Linked DNA regions of Homo sapiens: region 2 is linked to region 1. A link is an interaction called in ENCODE POLR2A ChIA-PET data of the cell type or tissue named here. Cell type or tissue: PC-9. All regions are shown on one strand. Each heading gives the region's core, and the rest is flanking DNA. Links, peaks and the distances in the headings are about the cores only.

The links. ChIA-PET counts read pairs that join two places held together with the same protein. Peaks named below come from ENCODE experiments on the same cell type or tissue, not always from the same donor. Only the 100,000 strongest peaks of a DNase experiment are listed, where the experiment ranks them.
Region 2: POLR2A ChIA-PET joins it to region 1 with 6 read pairs; 19 of 35 experiments call an interaction of 5 or more read pairs at or near these places.

What each region holds. Positions count from the first base shown.
Region 1 is chr12:611,956-624,360 of GRCh38, reverse strand. All of the region lies in intron 1 of NINJ2 (ninjurin 2), which reads left to right. Among named protein-coding and RNA genes, the nearest start is that of NINJ2-AS1, 13 kb to the left of the region's middle. RefSeq lists enhancers at 1-647, 648-1,392. In PC-9, for the core only: no CTCF peak of the experiment used is centred there; a DNase peak (open chromatin) is centred at 6,600.
Region 2 is chr12:763,239-775,643 of GRCh38, reverse strand. The region is part of intron 1 of WNK1 (WNK lysine deficient protein kinase 1); the gene reads right to left. Among named protein-coding and RNA genes, the nearest start is that of WNK1, 17 kb to the right of the region's middle. In PC-9, for the core only: no CTCF peak of the experiment used is centred there; no DNase peak of the experiment used is centred there.

The sequences.
Region 1 (12,405 bases), core at 5,476-7,975:
CCTAACCCAGTTAGAGCTCCATAAATATCTATTGGATAAATTGATTTTTAAAATCAAAGAATAAAATACATAAGCAGAAGGATTGGCCTTCCCTGCCAATCTTCCTTTGAAGTGCTCATACCTTTACACATAGGTTTGGAGTCCTACAAAGCTCAGATAGGATTGAACCCAGTGGGGTAACATTGTAGAGAACAATGAGTCATTTGCATAGTAGGTTGTAGAGTAAGAGGATGGGACGTAGAGTTCAGGGTGAGGGTAGAGGAAGGGCTGTAATAGCAATGAATTTCATTCTTTGTTTTTTGTTTTTGTTTTTGTTTTTGTTTTTGAGACAGAGTCTCGCTCTGTCACCAAGGCTGGAATGCAGTGGTGTGATCACAGCTCACTGCAGCCTTGACCTCCTGAGCTCAAGCGATCCTCCTACCTCTGCCTTCTGAGCAGCTGGGACTACAGGCGTGTGCACAACCACACCTAGCTACTTTTAAAATTTTTTGTAGAGACAGGGTCTCACTGTGTTGCCCAGTCTGGTCTTGAACTCCTGGGCTCAAGCGATCCTTCTGCCTCAGCCTCCCAGAGTACTGGGATTGCAGGCATGAGCCACCATGCCCAGCCTCACTCTTTGAAATATTGCCCAACATCCTGGTATTTGAATTCACCTCCCTTGCCTGGTGCAAATTGTGGCACCTCAGCCAAACCTAGCAGCCTGGTCTGTCACTAATAAACCCCAGATCCCTTCCTAGCCTGTCGCCTCTCACTCATCCCAGGGTACATGCTGGTTGCAAACTAAGCCCAAGAGTGGATTTGGACGCAAGTTGGTAAATAACAACTAGGCTTTTAGATTCGGAGTTTGGATGATGAGAAAAGTGAAGTTTTGAGTGGGTGGGAAGAAACCTTCCCTGATTTTGGCTGGTACATTCAGAGACTCACAGCACTAACAGACAGGGCAGGCTGCCGGGGCAGGAACCCTGGGGAAAGGTGTGTCACACAGGGCCTGAGGTGAAGGGAGAGCTGCTCGGGTAGCAGTGGGGGAGGGGGACAGAGGCTGGGAGATCCTTCCTAGAGATGGGAGCAGCTTTCCACTTCAAGGACCACAGGTCTGCAGGCCCACAGCTCCTAGGACAGAAACTTACAAAACTGTCACTGTCAGGAGGGAGTGCTGGCTCTCAGATGGACTCTGTTCCTGAGCCCCTATCTTGCTTCCATTCACCTTGCACCAGCTGCCCAGAGAAGCTAGCCTTGAGCTGATGTCTACCTTTGCAATATTCCACCTGAGTGCATGCTGTCTTTTGCTGATCTGGTCTTCCAAAATCTAAGAAGCCTACAACAGCATTTTGGGATATGGGACATTTAGAGGTCTCATTACAAGTTCCATGGGACTTTTAGAAAAAGCTTAGATCTATGGACAACTAGGAGAAGGCAAATTTAAACTTGTTTGAAGCAACCCACACAAGAGCAGGTTTTCCTAACCTGGGCGGGGGTGTCCATAAATTCCCAAGGGGGTCCATGTGAACTCAGGAGGCGATGAACCTGCTGAAATTATGTGAAAAGTTATTCATGAAAAAAATTAAAATTAAAAAAAAAAGAAAAGCTATCCGTGTGTGACTGCATTTAGGGTGAGGTAGGGGGTCCATCACCTTTATCAGATTCTGAAAGGGTCTGTGACCCGAAAAGTTAAACAAAACAAAGCAACACATTTTTCTAGAGGATGAAGGTGGGAACTGGGTGTCAGGGGAATTTGGAGGACATTCTAACTCCTCCCACTTCCCATATGCTGCAAACGTGTGCAGTAGGAAACAATGACAAATACTAGGAAGTGGCAAGCATTTCTTAAAAAGGGCCTTTAAACAAATAGAGTCCTGAGCATTTCCCAGAGTTTCTTATAAAAGTTGTCTTCCTCTCTTTAGGTAGCCCCTTTCTTTCTTTCTTTCCTTTTTTTTTTTTTTTTTTTTTTTTTGAGACGGAGTCTCACTCTGTCACCCAGGCTGGAGTGCAGTGGCGTGATCTCAGCTCACAGCAAGCTCCGCTTCCCGGGTTCATGCCATTCTCCTGCTTCAGCCTCCTGAGTAGCTGGGACTACAGGCACCCACCACCGCACCCGGCTAATTTTTTGTATTTTTTAGTAGAGACGGGGTTTCACCGTGGTCTCGATCTCCTGACCTCATGATCCGCCCGCCTCGGCCTCCCAGAGTGCTGGGATTACAGGCATGAGCCACTGCGCCTGGCCTTTTTTTTTTTTTTTTTCCCGACACAGTCTTGCTCTGTCACCCAGGATGGAGTACAGTGGCGTGATCTCAGCTCACTGCAGCCTCCGCCTCCCAGGTTCAAGCAGTTCTCTACCTCAGCCTCCTGAGCAGCTGGGATTACAGGCACCTGCCACCATGCCTGGCTAATTTTAGTAGAGACAGTGTTTCGCCATCTTGGCCAGGCTGGTCACGAACTCCTGACCTTGTGATCCACCCACCTCGGCCTCCCAAAGTGCTGGGATTACAGGTGTGAGCCACAGTGCGTGGCCACACTATTCTTTCTCTCTCTTTTTTTTTTTTTTTCTGAGACGGAGTCTCACTCTGTCACCAGGCTGGAGTGCAGTGGCGCAATCTTGGCTCACTGCAACCTCTGCCTCCCGGGTTCAAGTGATTCTCCTGCCTCAGTCTCCTGAGTAGCTGGGACTACAGGCACACGCCACTATGCCCAGCTAATTTTTGTATTTTTAGTAGAGATGGGGTTTCACCATGTTGGCCAGGATGGTCTTGATCTCTTGATCTCCCATCTCCCGTCTCGGCCTCCCAAAGTGCTGGGATTACAGTTGTGAACCACTGTGCCCAGGCTCTCTCTCTTTTCTTTTCTGTTTTCTTTTTTTCTTTTCTTTTTCTTTTCTTTCTTTCTTTTTTTTTCTTTTTCTTTCTTTTCTTTTTGACAGGGTCTTACCCTGTCACCTAGGGTGGAGTGCAGTGGTGCAATCACAGCTCACTACAGCCTCAAACTCTCAGGATCAAGCAATTCTCCCATTTCAGCCTCCCAAGTAGCTGGGACTACAAGTGTGTGCCATCATGCCTGGCTAATTTTTTTTTTAAATTTTTTTATAGAGATGGCATCTCTCTATGTTGCCCAGGCTGGTCTTGAACTTCTGGGCTCAAGCAATCCTCCTGCCTCAGCCTCCTAAAGTGCTGGGATTACAGGTGTGAATCACCATGCCTGGTTGTACACTACTCTTTCTTACTTGTCTCTCCTTCTAGTTTGTCTTCACTGCCACAGGGGAACCTCTTCTAGTAGCTGCTATTTCTTCAAGAAGGACGTGAAGCTAGAGACTCAGGAGTGCTTGTTTGTTAGGTTGGAATTAGGAGCCACATCCAGGAGAGGCTGAGTAAGTCCTTCATCTCATCCAGTGGTAGCCAAACTTTTCAAGCCTGAGTACCTCTTTAAGACTTCAAAACCTTAGCTGGGAGCAGTGGTTCATGCCTGTAATCCCAGCACTCTGGGAGGCCGAGGTGGGTGGATCACCTGAGGTCAGGAGTTTAAGACCAGCCTGGCCAACATGGCAAAACCCCGTCTCTACTAAAAATACAAAAATTAGCCAGGCATTGTGGCGCACACCTGTAATCCCAGCTACTCCGGAGGCTGAGGCAGGAGAATTACTCCAACCCAGGAGGCAGAGGTTGCAGTGAGCCAAGATTGCGCCACTGCACTCCAGCCTGGGTGACAGAGTAAGACTCTGTCTCAAAAACAAACAAACAAACAAACAAACAAACTTCAAAACCACTTTTGGATCCTTCCAAGTAATCATAATTGTACTTTTAGTATCTACAAATGAAGAACTGCATGCTGAGAAAAAGCTACCATGCATTCAGTAATACTTTTTACATGTATCTTAAAAATTATAGCAGCACCTCTGTGCATTTGACAAACAGCACAGGCTTTATGTGTGAGACGCATCATCTATTTGTTCTCTAGGCAATGTTTGCTGTGCATCTGGATTCAGGGACCCCATACTGTCTGAGACCCTCTCCCCTTCCCGCAAAGCGGGGATCGCTGGTCTAATTTAAGCTGTTTATTTTATAGATGAAGAAACTGTGGTCTAGGAAAACAAAGCTCCTAGTGAAGTAGTTTGGGGCCCATTTCCATCCAGGTCTCTTGACTATGTCAAGAGATGCCCATGGCATGATGCCCACGAGCTATAGAATGGACACTCAGCTATGACATCCAGTTTCCCACTCCCATACTGCCTGTGCTCTCCCGTCACTAGGAGGTGTCCAAAGGGATGAAAGGACGCTTTAGGGCTTGCCTGATCTGGGAAACAGTCAGACAAGAGAGTGAACCATGAAACACCAGGCCCTGGCAACAAACTGGAGCACAAAGCCATGACACGGCTGCCATGGGCTGAGGATGCCAAGCTGGCAGCTGAGCCCTCCCTCACTTAGTCCTCACTATAACCCTGACCATTAAGGAATATTATCTTCACTTTATAGATGAGGAAACTGAAGCTTAGAGAGGTCAATGACAATGTCACACAGTTACTAAAAGCTGCAGAGATAGGACTCAAAGCCAAGTCTAAATCCAGACCCTGAAATGGTAGTCACTATGCAATACTACTTTATGTAAGGCTGCTGGGCTCAGGATACTTGGGGCTTCTTCAGGACAAAGTTACTTTGCTACCCCTTTTCCCAAGGAATCATTCTAAACCCAGCCACAGCTTACCAAGAATGTGTAAGCCCCTCTCTTCCGGGAGACTATCTGCAGCACCAAGCATCTTGGCCACATCCTGCAAGGGCCCAGGAGGACTCCGCAGGCAATATGCCACCCTTGGAGGACACAGCGTTCTTTACATTCTAATTCTAGCTCACAGCCTGTGTACAAAGGAGGTTAGAAAGGGTGAGTTCCTATGCTCATTCCCACCTCTCTCCTCAGTTCACACACTGACTGCAGGGTGTGGGGCTGTGTAAAGATCGCCCCACTCCATGAAGCTCTTCAGAACTAGAGGAGCCCACACTGATTTTTCTCATTCCTTCTAAAGCATGTTCTCTTTGGCCATTAACATAGCTTCTGCCTTTTCTCTTTTTTGAATCACATATGAGAATCTTATATTGCCAGCAAGCACCTTGTAAGCAGGGGCCAAGTCCTAAACATACTCTCCATCCCCTACCCCAAGTGCCCAGCTTGGGGCTGCACACACCATCAACTCCTGATAAATACTTGCTGGACTCCATCCAATGGTCCTGACAATAAACTGCCCCCCTCCTGGACCATTCCTTCTAGCCACTGCTCTCCTCAAAAGAAATTGCGGGCACCTCACTCCCCAACTATTTCTCCACAAGGCACGTGACCTTTAGAAGTTCTGGGATTTAGTTTTGCTGCCCCTGTCAGAAAGAAGCCTGACCTTTCTGATAATCTGTTGTTTGTGGGGACCCATGGAGAATACACGAGACCAGTTTTTCTGCACCTGAACAGGGCTCTCTGAGAGCTCTGAGAGGCCATTGGAGGCCTTGGCTCTAAACCATCTGAGTCTAGAGCCAAAGCCAGAGATGGAGGGAGTCGGGTGTTTGCTCTTCTCCACTCTTGCCACCTTCTCAAGGGCTCCCGGTAACCAAGTGTGTTTGCCTTTTGCTACCCTGGGAGGCCAAGAGCCTCCTTTTCCCTGCAGATGGAGACAGAACTTCTGCGATAAGAGGCAATTCGGCTCCTGATCCAAAACTGCAGTCTCCTTGGAGCCCGAGGCTCTGGTGCCATGACTGAGAGGGCCCTGGGCCACAGTGCTGTCAGACTGACCTTCACTGGGTCAACCCAGATCACTAACCAAAGCCTGCTGGTAGGTTATATGCCTCTCTGAGCCTCAGTTTCTTCCTCTGTAAAATAGACAGATCAGGCACAACTGATTACTAAAGCCCTTCCTGTGGTAAGTTTCCATAGTCCTAAAACGCCTCTGGGCCCTGAGTCCTAAAATGCTGTTCTGGGGTTCCAGAGTGGCATACTGCCTTCTCAACACTCCCCCCTCACCCCCACCTCATTACCAACTCCTCACCCCCACCTTATTACCAACTCCTCACCCCCACCTCATTACCAACTCCTCACCCCCACCTCATTACCAACTCCTCACCCCCACCTCATTACCAACTCCTCACCCCCACCTCCTCATTACCAACTCCTCACCCCCACCTCCTCATTACCAACTCTCCACGGGACTTTTAACCACATACTGCAGCCGCACTTTGGCATTGTCCAGCAAGGAGCTCCTACGGGTTCAGATGGTCCTATTGACAGAACAGGGTTGCTGCCACCTAGCACCCTAGAAAACTTCCGAAGGAGAGAGAGGAGGCTTTTATGCAGTCTGACATTAAATCCGTAAATCAGAATCCCCCCTTATCCCTTTCAGACCACCAGAGTACGTTATTCACTGAATAATGTTAAAAACAGCAATAATATCTGAAAATTTTACCTGGGCACCAAGTGCCCAGAGAAAGAGGCACCTGGTGTTGGATGGACTTGAGTGTCAGGGCCCTGGGGTGAGCAAGGGCTTGGAGAACAAGTGACTTCAGACTGACCTGTGAGGGAGAGGCCCCTTCTTAGGAGGCAGGGCCCTGACCTCGCTGCCCAACAGAAGTTGCCCAATCTCTGTGGCTAAACAAAGAGAGCTGAGATGAGGAAACCAGAACGTCCTGGGGAGTGAGCGCAGAGCACAGAAAACACGGCGACGCCAGCGGGGCTGCAGCTGGGAGTGCTCAGCCAGCCGGCCTTCTGTGTAGGAAAGCCCTGGGGGAGCTCAGGGACCTGTGAGAAGAAGCACAGCAGCCTGAGCCTTTTATCCCCAGGAGCTTCAGAGCTGCACAGGCATCCTCTAATGTCAAGGCCAGAAAGAAAGGGGATGTGAACTGCTGCGCTTCAGCCAGGACACTTGCCTCATCAGCTGTTGTGGAGGCAGGTCTGGAGGCAGAAGGAATGCTTGGGCCACGGATATGCAGGGGCAGGATTAGAAGGAAGGATTCTCAGCACGCGGCCAGGGCTTTAGGGAAGGCTTCGTGAGGGGAGGACGTGCTCTGACTGCTGTGGGCTCTTCCCCCAGTGTCTTTCCTCTGTTGTCCTCTTAGCGCATCCCAGGCTTTACTACAACAACTTCGCTTAGATTAGGGACCTAGGGCAAGAACAGGGGGTGAACACACTTTTTTGTTTTTGAGATGGAGTCTTGCTTTGTCGCCCAGGCTGGAGTGCAATGGAGTGATCAGCTCACTGCAACCTCCGCCTCCCAGGTTCCAGCGATTCTCCTGCCTCAGCCTCCCGAGTAGCAGGGATTACAGGTGTGCGCCACCACGTCTGGCTAATTTTTGTATTTTTAGTAGAGACGGGGTTTCACCATGTTGGCCAGGCTGGTCTTGAACTCTTGACCTCAGGTGATCCGCCAACCTTGGCCTCCCAAAGTGCTGGGATTACAGGCATGAGCCACTGCGCCCGGCTGAGCACACTTTTTTTAAAGAACTGGAGGCAATGCTAGCTTTCCAAGTGCCTGAGATGCCAAGGTAAGCTTTTAGCGTCTTTTGATCCTTCATTGGTTCAACTAGGGATTCTTGTCTCCACACTTAGGTCACATCAGATGCTATTGTGTAGAAAGGTGTCTCATTTTGGATAAATCTTAAAGGTACAAGAGAGGAGAACACTAGCAGTTTCCTGACACCACTCAGAAGTCTTGCTTCTAATTTATAAGTTGGTAGCTAGGCCCATTTTGTAGTCAAGAAGTCCCTTTTCTTGGCATCGTGGCCTCTTTCCTATTTGGAGGGGGAATGGGGTGGGTTTCCTGCAACCTGCAGCACTGTCACCGTCATTACCCTGGGACCAGAGCAGTCCCACTCTTCACTGTAATGAAGCTCACGCACAGATGATCGTCTAGATTCCATCTCCAAACATTTTGTTCTGCCACCACCCAACGACCCAGTCTTATGTTCTCCCAAGACCAAACCCCTGGACCTACACACAGTCCTCTCTCTCAGGCAGTCTAGAATATTCAGCAGAATGCAAGAAGTCATGAGGTATAAACCATGGTGGGATTAGTAACTTACAGGACACAACCTGGTTACTCAGTGCAGCTTGACACAGTTTATCCCAATGGTAAGGTCATTACCATGGCCTTTGCTTCCTTCTTTCCTCCTCCAGCCTCTGTTCTTGGAGAAGTCCAAGTCAGCTCCTGGAGTTTTCCTGACTATAGGACTTTGCTTCAAAATCTAGTCCAGGCAACCCGTTGAAATGGCAATGCAGTCCTGGTTTTTTTATACTCAGAAGTTTCCTTGAACCAGTCCTTTACCTTCCTGAGAACTTCCTTTACCGCAACAAATTCTTATCAGCTTTCTCTAACTACTATACCTCTGGCCCATTACAAGTACTGCTTTCTGCAGCCCCTCACCCTAGCTAAAACCCCCTGGAATGATATTCTAGCTCTCCGAGAGTGTGCCTCACTTTTCCTTTCAGCCCTTTCCTCTCAGACACTTCCTACATCAACACAACTGCTCTGCCAATTGTAGGATTTTCCCTTGCTTGTCAGATGACCCTGAAAAGGGCATGTGAAGTCGTGTGAGGCACATTTCCTGTGCTTGGGATGCATGCAGCCCACAGGATGACAGTCCCACACATAGCCCTCTAATAGCCCATGGTACGTGCTGTACTAGTGGAGTGAAGCAAATGCTTTGGGAGAACTGAGAAAGAGGGATAAATTTAGCCGATAGGAGCTGAGGAAGGCTTCCCAAGGGCTGTGGCAGTGGAGCTGGGCTTTGAAGGGTGAGCAGAGTTTCTTTTTTTTTAAGATGGAGTTTCGCTCTTGTCGCCCGGGGCTAGAGTGCAATGGTGTGATCTCGGCTCACTGCAACCTCCGGCTCCCAGGTTCAAGCAATTCTCCTGCCTCAGCCTCCCAAGTAGTTGGGATTACAGGCATGCGCCACTACGCCCGGCTAATTTTTTATTTTTGGTAGAGACGGGATTTCTCTGTGTTGGTCAGGCTGGTCTTGAACTCCTGACCTCAGGTGATCCACCTGCCTCGGCCTCCCAAAGTGCTGGGATTACAGGCATGAGCCAGAGTTTCTTAGTAGAGAAAAGAACGAGAAGGAGATCTAGCCTTTGGAAAAGCTGTCAGTCATTTAAAAAAATCATGCTCCTCTTGGTAAATATAAGGTGTTCTCATTTAGCACCCTGATTGCTGAGATTTGGATGTAGCTTCCTAATGGGGCGTGCATATCTCCTTTGAGAGTCACTCATTTATCAGAGCTGAAAGATGACTGTAGGTTATTATTTCTATAATCCATAATGAAATCAGAGAGTCCTCCCCTACCTTACACATTCACACAAACCGCTCTCCCGACTCTTCAGAGAGACCATGGGAGTGCAGAATCCTCCTGTGGCTGGTGTCAGGGACGTGGGCTTGTGCGCTAAATGGAAGCAGTTAAGACCTCAAGCCTGCATCTTTTGAGCTCGGGACCACAGCCTCCATGAGCCAGCAGCTTCCTTGTCTTTGCATAACTGCTATTTGTTTTTCATAGAGCGCTGACAATGCACGCTGCCCGACGTGTGAAGACATGGTCTTGCCCCTAGGCCTCTGGGAACCTGAGCTAGACAGACACTCAGCTCTGGGTGCAAACACAGCTCAAAAAACAGGCAGGCCGAGCCCTGAGGTGTCAAGCCTTTGTTCCCTTCTTTGGAGGAAAAAAAAATGAGCTAACTAAGTGACTTCTCTGGATAAGAGGGAAGCAGGAATCCTCTTAGAGCACAGGTACTAAAGAACGTCTAGGCATGGAGGAGGAAGACATGTAGAGAGGCAAGTAGGGAATGCAAGGGGAAGAAGACAGAGGGAGGGAGCCAGGCCCGGCAGGACTGTGAGGGAAGAGTGCCATCTGCTGAGCCCCCCGTGGGCACACAGGCACACCGCCACCCCCACCCCACCATGTCCCCTGGGCATGAAGCTCACGCACAGATGATCATCTAGATTCCATCTCCAAACATTTTGTTCTGCCACCACCCAACGACCCAGACTTATGTTCTCCCAAGACCAAGTCCCTGGACCTACACACAGTCCTCTCCCTCATGCAGTCTAGAATATTCAGCCGAATGCAAGAAGTCATGAGGTATAAACCACAGTGGGATTAGTAACTTCCCAATACCCATGGACCCAAACCAAGCTGAGCAGGTGCCTGTGGAGAAGGCTGGAAAGTCAAGGCAGCAACCATCGCTAAGGATGGTCTTCTTTAGGAGGCAGTAGGACATCGTGTAAGAGACTGTTCTTACTAGCCACGTGCTATGGACAAGCTGCTTGGCCTTTCTCCACCCCACATGCCTGTGGCTTCTGGAAGGGCTTAAATGAATAGCACCTGGAAAGAAAATGCCAGTGTGGGGCCTGGCACATGGTGGAGGTACCATCATTGCTCCTTCCAGAGAAGAAAGGCCATTTTTAATTAATTAATTAATTTATTTATTTAATTTATTATTATTATTTTTTGAGACAAAGTCTCACTCTGTCACCCGGGCTGGAGTGCAGTGGCGCGATCTCGGCTCACTGCAAGCTCCATCTCCTGGGTTCACGCCATTCTCCTGCCTCAGCCTCCTGAGTAGCTGGGACTACAGGCGCCCGCCACCACGCCCGGCTAATTTTTTGAATTTTTAGTAGAGACGGGGTTTCACCGTATTAGCCAGGATGGTCTTGATCTCCTGACCTCGTGATCTGCCCGCCTCAGCCTCCCAAAGTGCTGGGATTACAGGCGTGAGCCACCGCGCCCGGCCTATTTATTTATTTTTGAGACAGAGTCTCGTTCTGTCTCCTAGTCTGGAGTGTAATGTCGCAATCTTGGCTCACTGCAACCTCTGCCTCCTAAGTTCAAGCAATTCTCCTGCCTCAGCCTCCCAAGTAGCTGGGATTACAGGTGCCTGCCACTATGCCCAGCTAATTTTTTGTACTTTTAGTAGAGATGGGGTTTCACCATATTGGCTAGGCTAGTCTTGAACTCCTGACCTCAGGTGATCCACCTGCCTCAGCCTACAAAAGTGCTGGGATTATAGGCATGAGCCACCGCCCCCAGCCCATTTATTATTTAAAATGCGTGATGAGATTTAGAATTATAGAGAAAGACCCAGAAAAAGGAGAAAAGGATACATTTTCATTTTTCTTAGGAGCCGCAGATATGCTTGATTTGACATAGCTGTCACAGGGATTTTGCTCATTAGCATGGGGAAACTATTCCTAGTGTGTCAGAGCACCCCCAGATTGGGCCAGCCAGGGATGGCAGGGGAGGAGGAGTGAACCTGGGAGTGCTGGGCTGGGGTCCAGTTGAAACTCTGCCACTGAATTGCACGCTTTGGACATGTCACTAAGCCTTTCTGGTCACACCTTGCCTGATGCCTTTTGTCCCTTTCACCCTGATTCTGTGATTCCATGAGGCCTGTTTAGCATCCCTTGGAAGACCCATGGATTGATTCACCAATCAGCCGATCAGGCGATCAATCTGTCTATCTACCTAGTTCACCTCAGGACCTTCTATGATTGCAGTGACGGAGAGGACCCGGTGTGCCAAGGGTGTGCTGCAGACACATGGGTCCTCTGGTTTTGAGGATACACAGATCTTTACAAGGATCAGAAGAGACTCAGGCACTTTGGGTTACGGGTGACAGAAAGGAACCTAAAGCATCTGAGACCAAAAGAGGGAGTTTATCATAAAGTGTCAGGATCTCTCCCAAGAACCACACAACAGGGAGATCAGGGAGGTCATCCAAGTGCCTGGGCCAGAACCTCGAGCCCTACCAACCCAGACAGCTCCTTCCCTCTGCTTTTCTGGGGCTGCCTGGCCTCTCATTTTTGCTTCTCCTGGTGCATCTTGGTTCATGTAGTCCGTGGAGGTTGAATAGCAACAGTGAATCTCAGTTCCAGATTAATGGAAGGGAAAATCTGATTGGCCCTGCTTGGACAGGACTCCCGCCCCTACTCTACCCAGCCTGAGCCAGATATTCCTGGACCGGATATAATGTCACCAGGCTACCTCCTAGGTGTGTGGAATTGGGGGTTTCTCAGAGAACGGGAGGTTGCGACTGCCCCGACACCCCACAGAGTGTTGTGTTAGGATGCAGGTTTCACTGACGCAAGACGCCAAATAATAACAGCTTAGACCAAAATGGAAGTTTATTTCTCGCCTGTGTGTAATAGTCTGCGTGCAGACAGTCCAGGGATAATACAGTAGCTCCACGGTGTTTGGGACCCAAGCTCCTTCTAGCTTGTTGCTCTGCTCCTGGGATATGTACCTTATACACATGATTGAAGATGCTCACCACAATCTCCACATTCCAGCCTGGGAAAAAGGGAGGGAGGGGATAGAGAAGACAGGTGCCTTCCTTTTAGGGCCACAATTCTTCTTGCTAAGTTCTCATTAGCCAGACCTTGGTCATACAGCCCTGCTGCTG
Region 2 (12,405 bases), core at 5,388-7,887, 150 kb before region 1:
AGTAGAGTGGCACGACCATAGCTCACTGCAGCCTTGAACTATAGCTAGGACTCCAGGCATGTACCACCTCACTCAGCTAATATGTTAATTTTTTTTTGCAGAGATGAGGTCTTGCTATGTTGCTCAGGCTGGTCTCAAATTCTTGGCCTTAAGTGATCCTCTCTGGCTTTGGCCTCCCAAAGTGCTGGGATTACACGTCAAACTTCTGATCAAACTTTACGTTAGGCCCTAAAAAAAGTTGCCACTGAAAACACAACTTGCCATAACAAGACAAATTTAAAGACAACTGATCTAAGAACTCATTTGTGTTACAAGAAAGACTATTACTTGATAAGCCATTTATCTCATTGTATTCAGTAATGTCTTAATTTACTCTCTACTAGTAAATACAGAAATAAGGGAATAACCATTATTGTAACTGCAAAAGCAAAATTTTAAACATTGATAAGGAGCTAGTATAAACATTTTAAAAATCTATTTTTTGTATACTAAGTTCAATTTCAGATTTTAATACTATAACATAAATATATCCATGAAGATAAATCCATTTTAAACACCAATATCAAGAAGATAAAAAACCAGAAATTCACCTATCAAGTTCAAAGATTCACTATACTTAAATGAAAAAAAGAAAAACAGAATTAAGATGACTAACCAATTTGATGGTATAAACAGTGATATACTATTGACATTAAATTCTCGGCATTGAAAAATATTTGCAGAAAATATAAAAGGATTCATTCTGATATAAGGAACTTATGAAAACTGGTTAGGGGAGAAAAGCACCTGAAGGCAAAAATATAACAAAAGACAAAAGAGGAAATACAATTAGTTATTATTATCAAAGCATATGGGGGAAGTTCTGCAGACATAAACTATAGTTTATGAAATATTTAACAGTATTGATAAATGGGGTTAATAAAATAAGAACTCTCACTTGGGACACTGAAAATCTATATAACTCTTCTGGAAAACAATCTTACAATGAATAGAAAGTATTTAAATGTTCATGCCCTTATCATGCCCTTAGAACCAGTAATTCCATTTCTGAAATTTAATCCTAAGAAAATAGTTCTAAACAGTGAAATCTGAGGTACTGATCAGTGTTTTGTTCACAAGGCTAAGTAGGCAAATTCCCTTCTCCTATTCCAAGCCCTTGTGGGCCTCTAGCCTCAAGACTGTTATTTTAGAACCAGCAATTAGAAGACAGTCTCCTCAGCTGGCTTCTGTCTGAGAAAGTCCAGGCCCAAAGGAAGGAGTCTGGTTGGATTATACTCAAGAGGGAGGGGATGAGAATGGAGTTTGAGAGGTAGATGCTGGAGGAAAGGAAGGGATTAGAGGATTCATCCAGAAAAGATCAATACACTCACCCTCCTTGGGAGCTGCAGGGAGAAGGGAGAGACAATAATGGTAAAAACTTTCCTTCGGAAAATTGTGCAAAGATCCTATTACCCAATATTCTCTGTAACGAGGCCTTAAAGAAACCTTCCAGACTTACATAAATGGGCATGTCAATGACAAGCGGTGTAGGTGAAAGACTGGAGGAAAGCCCTTTCCTGATAAAGTTCTGGAATGTAAGAAGCTCACCAAGGATTAGAGGGAGGGGGATTTGTGCAGGGAAATAATGGCCATCTCAATTAGGTAAGGATACAACACAGATTAAATTTGGTTTTCATAAAACAGAAATATTATTTCATGGTTACAACCTTGTGGAGTAAGACCCTCGCCCACTATATTTACAATAGCAAAAATAACATACTTAACACTGTGGGGAAATGAAGGAAATTATGGCATATGCACATAAGGAACTGTCAAGCAGCTATTAAAAATATTTATACTAATTCTTATGTTATACTGAATTATAAAATTTTCAGGATATAAAATTGCAAACATACACCTATGATCCCACTGAAACATAAGTTTCACAAGGGCAGAATTTTTTTCTCTATTTGCTACCTGAGACAGCCTCAAGCACATAGGAGTACAATAAACATTTGGTGAATAAATATTAAAATCCATCATGAGAGGGAGGAACAGGCAAACATTCTAAATGCTATATCGACATTGTCTTTTAGTGATGAAACTTCAGTGGGGTTATTTTGGTTTTTATTTTTCCTTGTTTTTTAAGATATCTCTGAGTATACATTACTTCTATGATGGGAAAAAAACTGATTGGGAAGTAGTTCCTTTTAAATGCATTAAGAATTTCCTATATTTTCAAAATATCTTTGGTATGCTCTAGAGTAGATTTAACACTTTAAATAAAGGAAGCCAACTTAGGTTATCTTGAGTGGGTAGGAAGTGGAAAAGGCACAGTAAGGCTTTTCCCCCTATAGCTTAGTCAATATACGAAACTAAACTTCTTTAAAGAACTTTTTTTTTTTTGAGATGGAGTTTTGCTCTTATTGCCCAGGCTGGAATGCAATGGCGCAATCTCAGCTCACCGCAACCTCCGCCTCCCGGGTTCAAGCGATTCTCCTGCCTCAGCCTCCCAAGTAGCTGGGATAACAGGCATGCGTCACCACACCCGGCTAATTTTGTATTTTTAGTAGAGATGGGGTTTCTCCATGTTGGTCAGGCTGGTCTCGAACTCCTGACCTCAGGTGATCTGCCCGCCTTGGCCTCCCAAAGTGCTGGATTACAGGTGTGAGCCACCGTGCCCAGCTCCTCAAAGAACTTACAATGTACTGTTATTAAACACCCTAACACTTGGCTTTTACAAATTTCTGAACCACACAGTACCACTGTTCTAAAAACAAACTACTGATAATACCCCAAATTATATGCGAAGCAGTGAATGGACTTTCTTGCAAATCTCTGAACAAAGACTGGAAGTGAAAAAAATAATTTAGCTTTGTAATATATCAACCATGACTTCTAAACTTCTGTTCAGAGCAATCAAATGTATCAATGATCAATTTACTAGATTTAGTTCTAACTAAATGTTTGCATCTGTGGGACAAACATTCTAATTTTCTCTTACTGAGAATTAAAAAAATAATATATACTCAAGAATTCAAGTGTTTTTTATATATAACTTCAAAATTTTAATGTGGGAAATGGTTTTTCTATAAGGTAAATCAGGCAAATGATGCCACCATACAGCAACATAACCGTGTGTGCATACGTATGTATACACATAATTACGCTGCTGTATGGTGGCATACATACATACATACACATACACACACCCCTATACATACACACACACACATACATACACACACACACACACACACCCCAATTATGATTACTGTGTACAAATATTTTGCTGCTTTTTAATCTAAAAACCTCAAGATCTTAAATGGGAAAATGCTTTTGCTATGTGGTAAAACAGGCAAACTGTACAACCATACAATATAACGATAACTATAAAAACAGAGTTCAAACACACAGAAACCAGTGTGTCATACACAGTAACAATGCTTATCTCTGGATAAAGATACTGACTGCAGGTGATTTTTTATTTCCTTTTTCCTCCTCTAATTTCCTAATTTTTATAACGAGAGTGTTTTACTAATTTTTTAAAGCATCTTTTTTGTGTATGAATTAAGGATGGTTACAATAACTAAGGTGGAAATAAATGAAGTTTATAACTCAGATAATTTAGTCAAAATCAAATTAGTTTGTAGCCATAAACAATGACTATCAAAGGCCCTTATGCAAAAAAAAAAAGTAAGCTTCTGCAGTCCTTAAATTAAGAGGGTTTCTCAAGCCTGTAATCCCAATACTTTGGGAGGCTGAAACAGGAGGATTGCTTGAAGCTAGAAGTTCAAGACCAGCCTAGGTGACAGTGTGCAACCCAGTCTAAAAATAAAAAATAATTTTAAAAAATTACCATTAACAGTCTGAAGAGAATGGTCTTGCCATCTCAAATATATTACAACTTTATTAAAATAAAGCAGTTAAGGCTGGGTGCAGAGGCTCATGCCTGTAATCCCAACACTTTGGGAGGCCGAGGCGGGCAGATCACCTGAGGTCAGGAGTTCGAGATCAACCGGGCCAATATGGTGAAACCGTGTCTCTACTAAAAATACAAAAATTAGCTGGACGTGGTGGCATACCCCTGTAATCCCAGCTACTCAGGAGGCTGGGTCAGGAGAATCGCTTGAACCCAGGGGGCAGAATAAGACCCTGTCTCAAAAACAAACAAAAAAATTTAACTATTCTAGAAAAACTCAATGCTAATAAATAGCTGAACTACAGTTTATCTTTCATAAGCAAGAGACAGACACCAAAAACCAATTTAACCAATTTCTCAGTATCATTAAGATATGAATATGGACACTAAATTAATTAACAAGCTTAAGGAGCCACAATGGCCAGAAATTACTAAAGAATATAAAGCGCCGGGCATAGTAGCTCACACCTGTCATCCCAGCACTTTGGGAGGCAGAGGCGGGCGGATCACGAGGTCAGGAGATGGAGACCATCCTGGCTAACACGGTGAAACCCCATCTCTACTAAAAATACAAAAAATTAGCCGGGCGTGGTGGCATGCACCTGTAGTCCCAGCTAATCAGGAGGCAGAGGCAGGAGAGTCGCTTGAACCCAGGAGGCAGAGGTTGCAGTGAGCTGAGATCACACCACTGCACTCCAGCCTGGGCGAGACAAAGCGAAGACTCCGTCTCCAAAAAAAAAGAAAATATAAAGCAGTAAGTTTATGCATTTAACGTATTCCAAACATACACTAGCAGTTTATCTGAAATAAACCAAAATATTTCCCAAATATTTCAAGATATTTATAGTAAACACTTCTAATATTCTCTTAACAACAATTAAAGTTCTCAAAGAACAAAGCCATAAAGAAATGCCATTTCTGATTACCGGACATGCTGGCAAATAACAAAAGATAATATTTTAAAGGATGAGGATTCCAATTTTCTTAACAATCTGGTATGAAAAGCATCACAAACCACTAAGAGTTTAAAACCCCAAATTTCTGTGTTCAGCAACAGCAAAGAATTATGGCCTGTAGAGGATGCTAATGCAAGAAACCACAAAAAGGAAGGTATTAAGATATTTTTTAAAAGGAAGTAGTAAATTTGCTGTAGCATCAACTTTCACAGCATTTTAATAGAATAGTCTAAATTAGCGATGGTTAACAGAAACATAATGTGAGCTAAATGAAATTTAATTTTCTAGTAGTCACATTAAAAATGTAAAAAGAAACAGATTAATATATTTAACAAATATATCTAAACATCATCATTTCAATATGTAATCCAATTTTTTGAAAACAAATGCTTTTCTTTTTCATACTAAATTTTCAAAATCCAAAACACACATGCTTACTTATAAATATTTCCTAACTGCTATGGTCTAAATGCTTCCTCCCCACCAAATTCATGTATCAGAAACTTAATTCCTGGCCGGGCGCAGTGGCTCACGCCTATAATCCCAGCACTTTGGGAGGCCGAGGCAGGTGGATCACCTGAGGTCAGGAGTTTGAGACCAGCCTGACCAACATAGAGAAACCATGTCTCTACTAAAAATAAAAAATTAGCCAGACATGGTGGCGCATGCCTGTAATCCCAGCTACTCAGGGAGGCTGAGGCAGGAGAATCGCTTGAACCTGGGAGGCGGAGGTTGTGGTGGGCTGAGATCACGCCATTGCACTCCAGCCTGGGCAACAAGAGTGAAACTCCGTCTCAAAAAAAAAAAAAAGAAACTTATGCAATGTAACAGTGTTTTGGGAAGTGGGGCTCTGCCTCCATGAATGAATTAATGCAGCTATAAAAAAGGCTTTTGAGAGTGGGTTCACACTCTCTTGCCCTGAAGCCCTCTGCCATGTGAGCACGTGGCAAGAAAGACCTCAACAGATGCCTCTGTCTTGCCTGGACTTCTAGGCCTACAGAACTGCGAGGAAATAAACTTCTGTTCTTTATATATTATGTTATAGTAGCGCAAATGAACTAAGACACTAATTCTTCACCGAAAACAGGCCCAGTAGCCGAGCACACCTGGCACCCAGATTTTTCTGAATACCTTTCTACAATAAAAAGAACCAGGGCTCCAGGAGAAATTGCTGCTGCAGGACTGGGGTGGGGAAATAATAAAATGAACTGAGAACATCTTCTACAGAAAGTAAGGATGTCATAAAAAAATGATAGGGACATGTTAATAACAAGGATGCAGAAGGGGCTAGGCATTGTGGCCCACACCTGTAATCCCAGCACTTTGGGAGGCTGAGACGGGAAGATCACTTGAGGTCAGTCAGGAGTTTGAGACCAGCCTGGCCAACATGGCAAAACCTGTCTCTACTAAAAATACAAAAACTAGCCGGTCGTGGTGGCATGCGCCTGTAATCCCAGCAATTTGGGAGGCTGAGGCATGAGAATCACTTGAACCCAGGAGGCGGAGGTTGCAGTGAGCAGAGATGGTGCCACTGCACTCCAGCCTGGGTAACAGAGTGAGAATCTGTCAAAAAAAAAAGGAAACGGAAGGTAGCTTCTAGCCAAATCTGGGACAACTGTTATGTTTGAAAGTATTTCACAGTAAAGAGTTTTTTGTTTTTTCTTTAAATACTACATCCAGGCTGGGCACAGTGGCTCACGCCTACAATCCCAGCAGTTTGGGAGGCTGAGGCGGGTGGATCATGAGGTCAGGAGTTTGAGACCAGCCTGGTCAACATGGTGAAACCCCATCTCTACTAAAATACAAAAAATTAGCCGGGTGTGGTGGTGCGTGCCTGTAATCCCAGCTACTCGGGAGGCTGAGGCAGAAGAATCGCTTGAACCTGGGAAGCGGAGGTTGCAGTGAGCTGAGATTGCACCACTGCACTCCAGTTTGGTGACAGAGCAAGACTCCGTCTCAAAAAAAAAACAAAAAAACTTCATCCATTACATGAAGAAAGGGAAAAATTATATTGTGTAATATTTAGCTAAGTACTGGTTGTTGAAGAAGTTAACTTTACTCATTAAGAGAATAAGAATGGCAGATGTTTAAAACATTAATGAGGTATTCACACCAAGTACACACTCAGTAAATACAGATTTGTGAAAGCCTATAATAGTGGTATTTATGGGTAATATGGCAGTTTCACTTCTGCCCTTCTAAGAGGGATAGAATATGGTCAAGATTCTTATCACAGAAATCAAACTATGCTTTAGCCAGAGGATGATCACTAGCAAAATATCTCTATGCTCCCCACTTATGTCCATGAAAACAAAAAAATCTGTGGAGACATAAAGAAACCGATACAAGCAGGCCGGGCATGGTAGCTCACGCCTGTAATCCCAGCACTTTGGGAGGCCGAGGCGGGCAGATCACTTGAAGTCAGGAGTTCTAGGCCAGCCTGGCCAACATGATGAAATCCCGTCTCTACTAAAAATATAAAAATTAGCTGGTCATGGTTGCAAGCGCCTGTAACCCCAGCTACTTGGGAGGTTGAGGAACGATAATTGCCTGAACCCGGGAGATGGAGGTTGCAGTGAGCCAATATATCTCTCTACTGCACTACAGCCTGGGCCTGGACAGAGAGAGACTCTGCCTCAAAAACAAACGAACAAAAAAAACCTGATACAATGCAACACAAACAATTTGTCACCAAACTAAAACCTAAACTAGCCCCTCTATGTAGTAGGGTGCCTGGGTAGGCAGAACAAATATTTAAGTTGATAGTTTACCATTTATTAATGGCTGGTGGCTTTTTTTGTCTAGGTAGAAAAGAGCATGTCTAGGTAGAAAGGAGCCATCTAGAGTGGTCCTTCTCAGTTACGTCGTTGAAGCAAACAGACCTGAATTCAAAGGGAGTAGCAGATTCCATGTGTGACCTGATAAAAATCTGTCTCTATCAATTAGGAAGGGAGGTAAGAGGTGTGTAGAAGTATGCAGAAAAAGCCAAAAACTCTTCTGGTAAACAACTACAACTCCAAGGCCTTCCATTTTAAGTTTACTATTATTAGAAATTCCCTGATAAACTTCAATGTACTTCAATGACATAAACTGGCTGAAAAGTTTCCCTCACCCTGAACCCACACAGAGTAAGGCAACTCCCCTTGAAAGACAGGAGAATTAAAGTCTAAATTTGGGGATTACAGAGGGAAAGGAGATTTGCATGTGTAGGTAAGGCTGAAAACCCCTATCAACCCGGCCAGGCGTGGTGGGTCATGCCTGTTATCCCAGCACTTTGGGAGGCCAAGGAGGGTGGATCACGGGGTCAGGAGTTTGAGACCAGCCCGACCAATATGGTGAAACCCCGTCTCTACTAAAAATACAAAAATTAGCCAGGCATGGTGGCGCGCGCCTGTAATCCCAGCTACTCAGCAGGCTGAGGCAGGAGAATTGCTTGAATCCGGGAGGCGTAGGTTGCAGTGAGCCAAGACTGCACCACTGCGCTCCAGCGTGAGCGACAGAGCAAGACTCTGTCTCCAAAAAAAAAAAAAAAAAAAAAAAAAAAAAAAAAAACCTATCAACCCAGAAAGTCTGCCACAACAGGAATATTTTAAGAAATCTGCCATATTTTGACATAAGCTCTTGTGTGTCCAAGTATGGATTACCCCTGGTGTAAGAGAGCATGAACCTGTTTGACCACAATGAACTATTTTAATCTAAAGAACATCTAGGGCCGGGCACGGTGGCTCACGCCTGTAATCCCAACACTTTGGGAGGCCCAGGTGGGCAGACCGCTTGAGGTCAGGAGTTCAAGATCAGCCTGGCCAACATGTTGAAACCCTGTCTCTACTAAAAACACAAAAATTAGCCAGGTGGGGTGGCAGACACCTGTAATCCCAGCTGCTTGGGAGGCTGAGGCAGGAGAATCACTTGAACCTGGGAGGCGGAGGCTGCAGTGAACTGAGATCATGCCACTGCACTCCAGCCTGGGCGACAGAGCAAGACTCCATCTCAAAAATAATAATAAAATAAGCCGGGTGTGGTGGCTCACACCTGTCATCCCAGCACTTTGGGAGGCCAAGGCAGGCGGATCATGAGGTCAGGAGTTCAATACCAGCCCAACCAACATGGTGAAACCTCGTCTCTACTAAAAAAACAAAAATTAGCTGGGCATGGTGGTGCGCGCCTGTAGTCCCAGCTACTCGGGAGGCTAAGGCAGAAGAATCACTTGAACCCAGGAGGCGGAGGTTGCAGTGAGCCAAGATCATGCCACTGCACTCCAGCCTGGGTGACAGAGCGAGACTGTCTCAAAAAAAAAAAGAATAATCAAAGCTAAAGCAGTAATTGGCTTGGAACAGACTTATGATAGATACCAAAGCAGACAAAACATGACAGTTCAATGTTTCAACTTTTAAAGACCTTTTCCAGCTCATCTATCCATCTCATCCTTGTACCCAACCTTCCCTGAACTTATTCATTTAAAATTACCAGAATAAACAGCCTACACTTATTTTGTTCATGGTTTTATTTTTTAATTTTTATTTACATACATATATTTTATTATGGATTCAGGGGTACATGTGCAAGTTTGTTACATGGATATACTGCATAATGGTGAGGTTAGGGTTTCTAGTTACCTAACCTTATCGCCTTATCACCCAAATAGTGAACATTGTATCCAATATGTAATTTTTCAACCCTCACCCCAGCCTACACTTATTGTCTCTACTTTCTAAACTTCCTCTCATCCACTCATTAAACCCACTGCAAATTTTCCCTTCTTCTGAAACTGTAAGGTCACCAAATATTTTGAGTAACTATGACATATTGTTAACCTTTATTAATTCTGCATGTATGTGATAACATCCTTTGTACAGTTTCCCAAAAAATAACTATTTTTTCTTTATTAATAGAGTATACATATTTAAATGTGTAACTTCAGTTCTAAAAACAACACTCTATATACTTTAAAAGGATGAACTTTATGGTTAAAGTTGAACTTTTTGGATAAAGTTATTATTTTTATTTTTAAAATTTTTTGGAGACCCAGATCTTGCTACATTGCCCAGCCTAGTCTTAAACTCCTGGCCTCAAGCAATGCTCTCACCTCGGCCTCCCAGAAGTGCTGAGATTAGAAGTATGAGCCACCATGCACAGTCCTCATATCGTTATATTTTTTAAAAGCACAACTTGACCCAAGATCTGGATATAGCACATTCCAAAAGAATTTTCTGCAATGATTAAAAAAAAATTGTTTTTGAGACAGGGTCATAGCTCTGTCACCTAGGCTGAAGTGCAAGTGGCATGATCAAGCCTCACTGCAGCCCTGACCTCCCCAGCTCAAGCAATCCACCCAGTTCAGTCTCTTAAAGTAGCTGGGGTTACAGATGCACACCACCAGGCCCAGCTAATTTTTTAATTTTTTGTAGACAGGGTCTTGCTATGTTGCCCAGGCTGGTCTTGAACTCCTGGGCCCAAGCAATCCTCCTGCCTCAGCCTTCCAAAGTATTGAGATTACAGGTATAAGCCACCATGCCCAGCCTGAAAATGTTCTTTATCTGTGCAATCCAATATCGTAGCCACATGTTGTCACTGAGCACTTGAAATGTGGCTAGTACAAGACAATGAAGTTCTAAAAATTTCATTTTAATTTATTTAAATTTAAATAGCCACATAAAGGCTGGACGCAGTGGCTCACACCTGTACTCCCAGCACTTTGGAAGACTGAGATGGGTGGATCACCTGAGGAGTTCCAGACCAGCCTGGCCAACATGGCAAAACCCTGTCTCTACTAAAAATACAAAATTAGCTGGGTGTGGTGGCACGTGCCTGTAATCCCAGCTACTCAGGAGGCTGAGGCAGAATTGCTTGAACCTGGCAGGCAGAGGTTACAGTGAGCCAAGATCACGCCACTGCACTCCAGCCTGGGTGGCAAGAGCGAAATAGCCACGTGAGGCTGGTGGATATTGTATTAGATAGTGAACAGTGCAGAAATCTAGGGCATTACCAGTGACTTACATGTATTTATGTGCTTCTCTCTTATTCAACCTCCCCCTTACTGAGGCAACCTTAAATTTAATTGTTACTGACTTTTTTTTTAATTTCTTTTTGTCAGGGCTGTTTCTCAGTGGGAATGTTAATGATTTTTCTTTCTTTTTTTTTTTTTTTTTTTTGAGACGGAGTTTCGCTCGTTGCCCAGGCTGGAGTGCAATGCTGTGATCTCGGCTCACCACAACCTCCACCTCCCCGGTTCAAGCGATTCTTCTGCCTCAGCCTGCCGAGTAGTTGGGAATATAGGCATGTGCCACCAGGCCCAGCTAATTTTTGTATTTTTAGTAGAGACGGGGTTTCTCCATGTTGGTCAGGCTGGTCTCTAACTCCTGACCTCAGGTGATCCGCCCACTTCAGCCTCCCAAAGTGCTGGGATTACAGGCGTGAGCCACCGTGCTGTGTTAATGATTTGTTAATAGCCAAGTGCAACAATTTCAACAGCCTAACTACTACATTTCTTTACTACTTGTTAAATTCATTCTCCACAATTACTACTATGAAAATAGAACTTCTCTGATGTATTATTTTCTTGAAATTTTATTCCCTTGGTAATTGTTACTATTTTGCCTGAGGACCATTACTCTTCCCTCTCCCTCTCTCTAATTTTTCTATCTCTTCATATCCTCTCCCTAGCGTATCTCATTTACTTCCATTATTTCAGCTACAACTAATATAGACATTTTTGGGAATCATCAGCTTTTATCTTCATCTCAGACCTAGTCTTCAAGTTTTAGTAATATATCCAACTGCCTATTGAACTTCTTACTGGAGATTACATAAGAATCTCAAACTCAACATGTCCAATTGAATACATCTCCATACCTCCTCCCATCTAAAAAACAAAAAACCTTAAAACTTAAAAAAAACCTTTGATTTTTCTCTCTCAGTTGACAGCACTATCATCCCCTAACCTCTTATCCATGCTTCATTTTTCCTCCAAACACCAATTAATCACTAAATTATCCACTAAACCCTAAATATTTTATCTCCTAAATATCTAAATGTTCTATTCCTTCTATTATCTCCCTAGTTTAGGTCCTAAAAATCTCACACTCATATCCTAACTAGAGTAGCCCTCCCTTACTTGAGGCTTCACTTCCCACTGTCCAAAAATATTAAATGGAAAATTCCAGAAATAAACAATTCATAACTTTTTCTTTTTTTTTTGAGACAGAGTTTCCCTCTTGTCGCCCAGGCTGGAGTGCAATGGCGCAATCTTGGCTCACTGCAACCTCCACCTCCCGGGTTCAAGTGATTCTCCTGCCTCAACCTCCCAAGTAGCTGGGATTACAGGCATGCACCACCACACCCGGCTAGTTTTTTTTTTGTATTTTTAGTAGAGACAGGGTTTCACCATGTTGACTAGGCTGGTCTCCAACTTCTGACCTCAGGTTATCCACTAACCTCGGCCTCCCAAAGTGTTGGGATTACAAGCGTGAGCCACCACGCCTAGCCAACAATTCACGACTTTTAAATTGTGTGCCATTCTGACTAGTGTGATGAAATCTCGAATGGGAC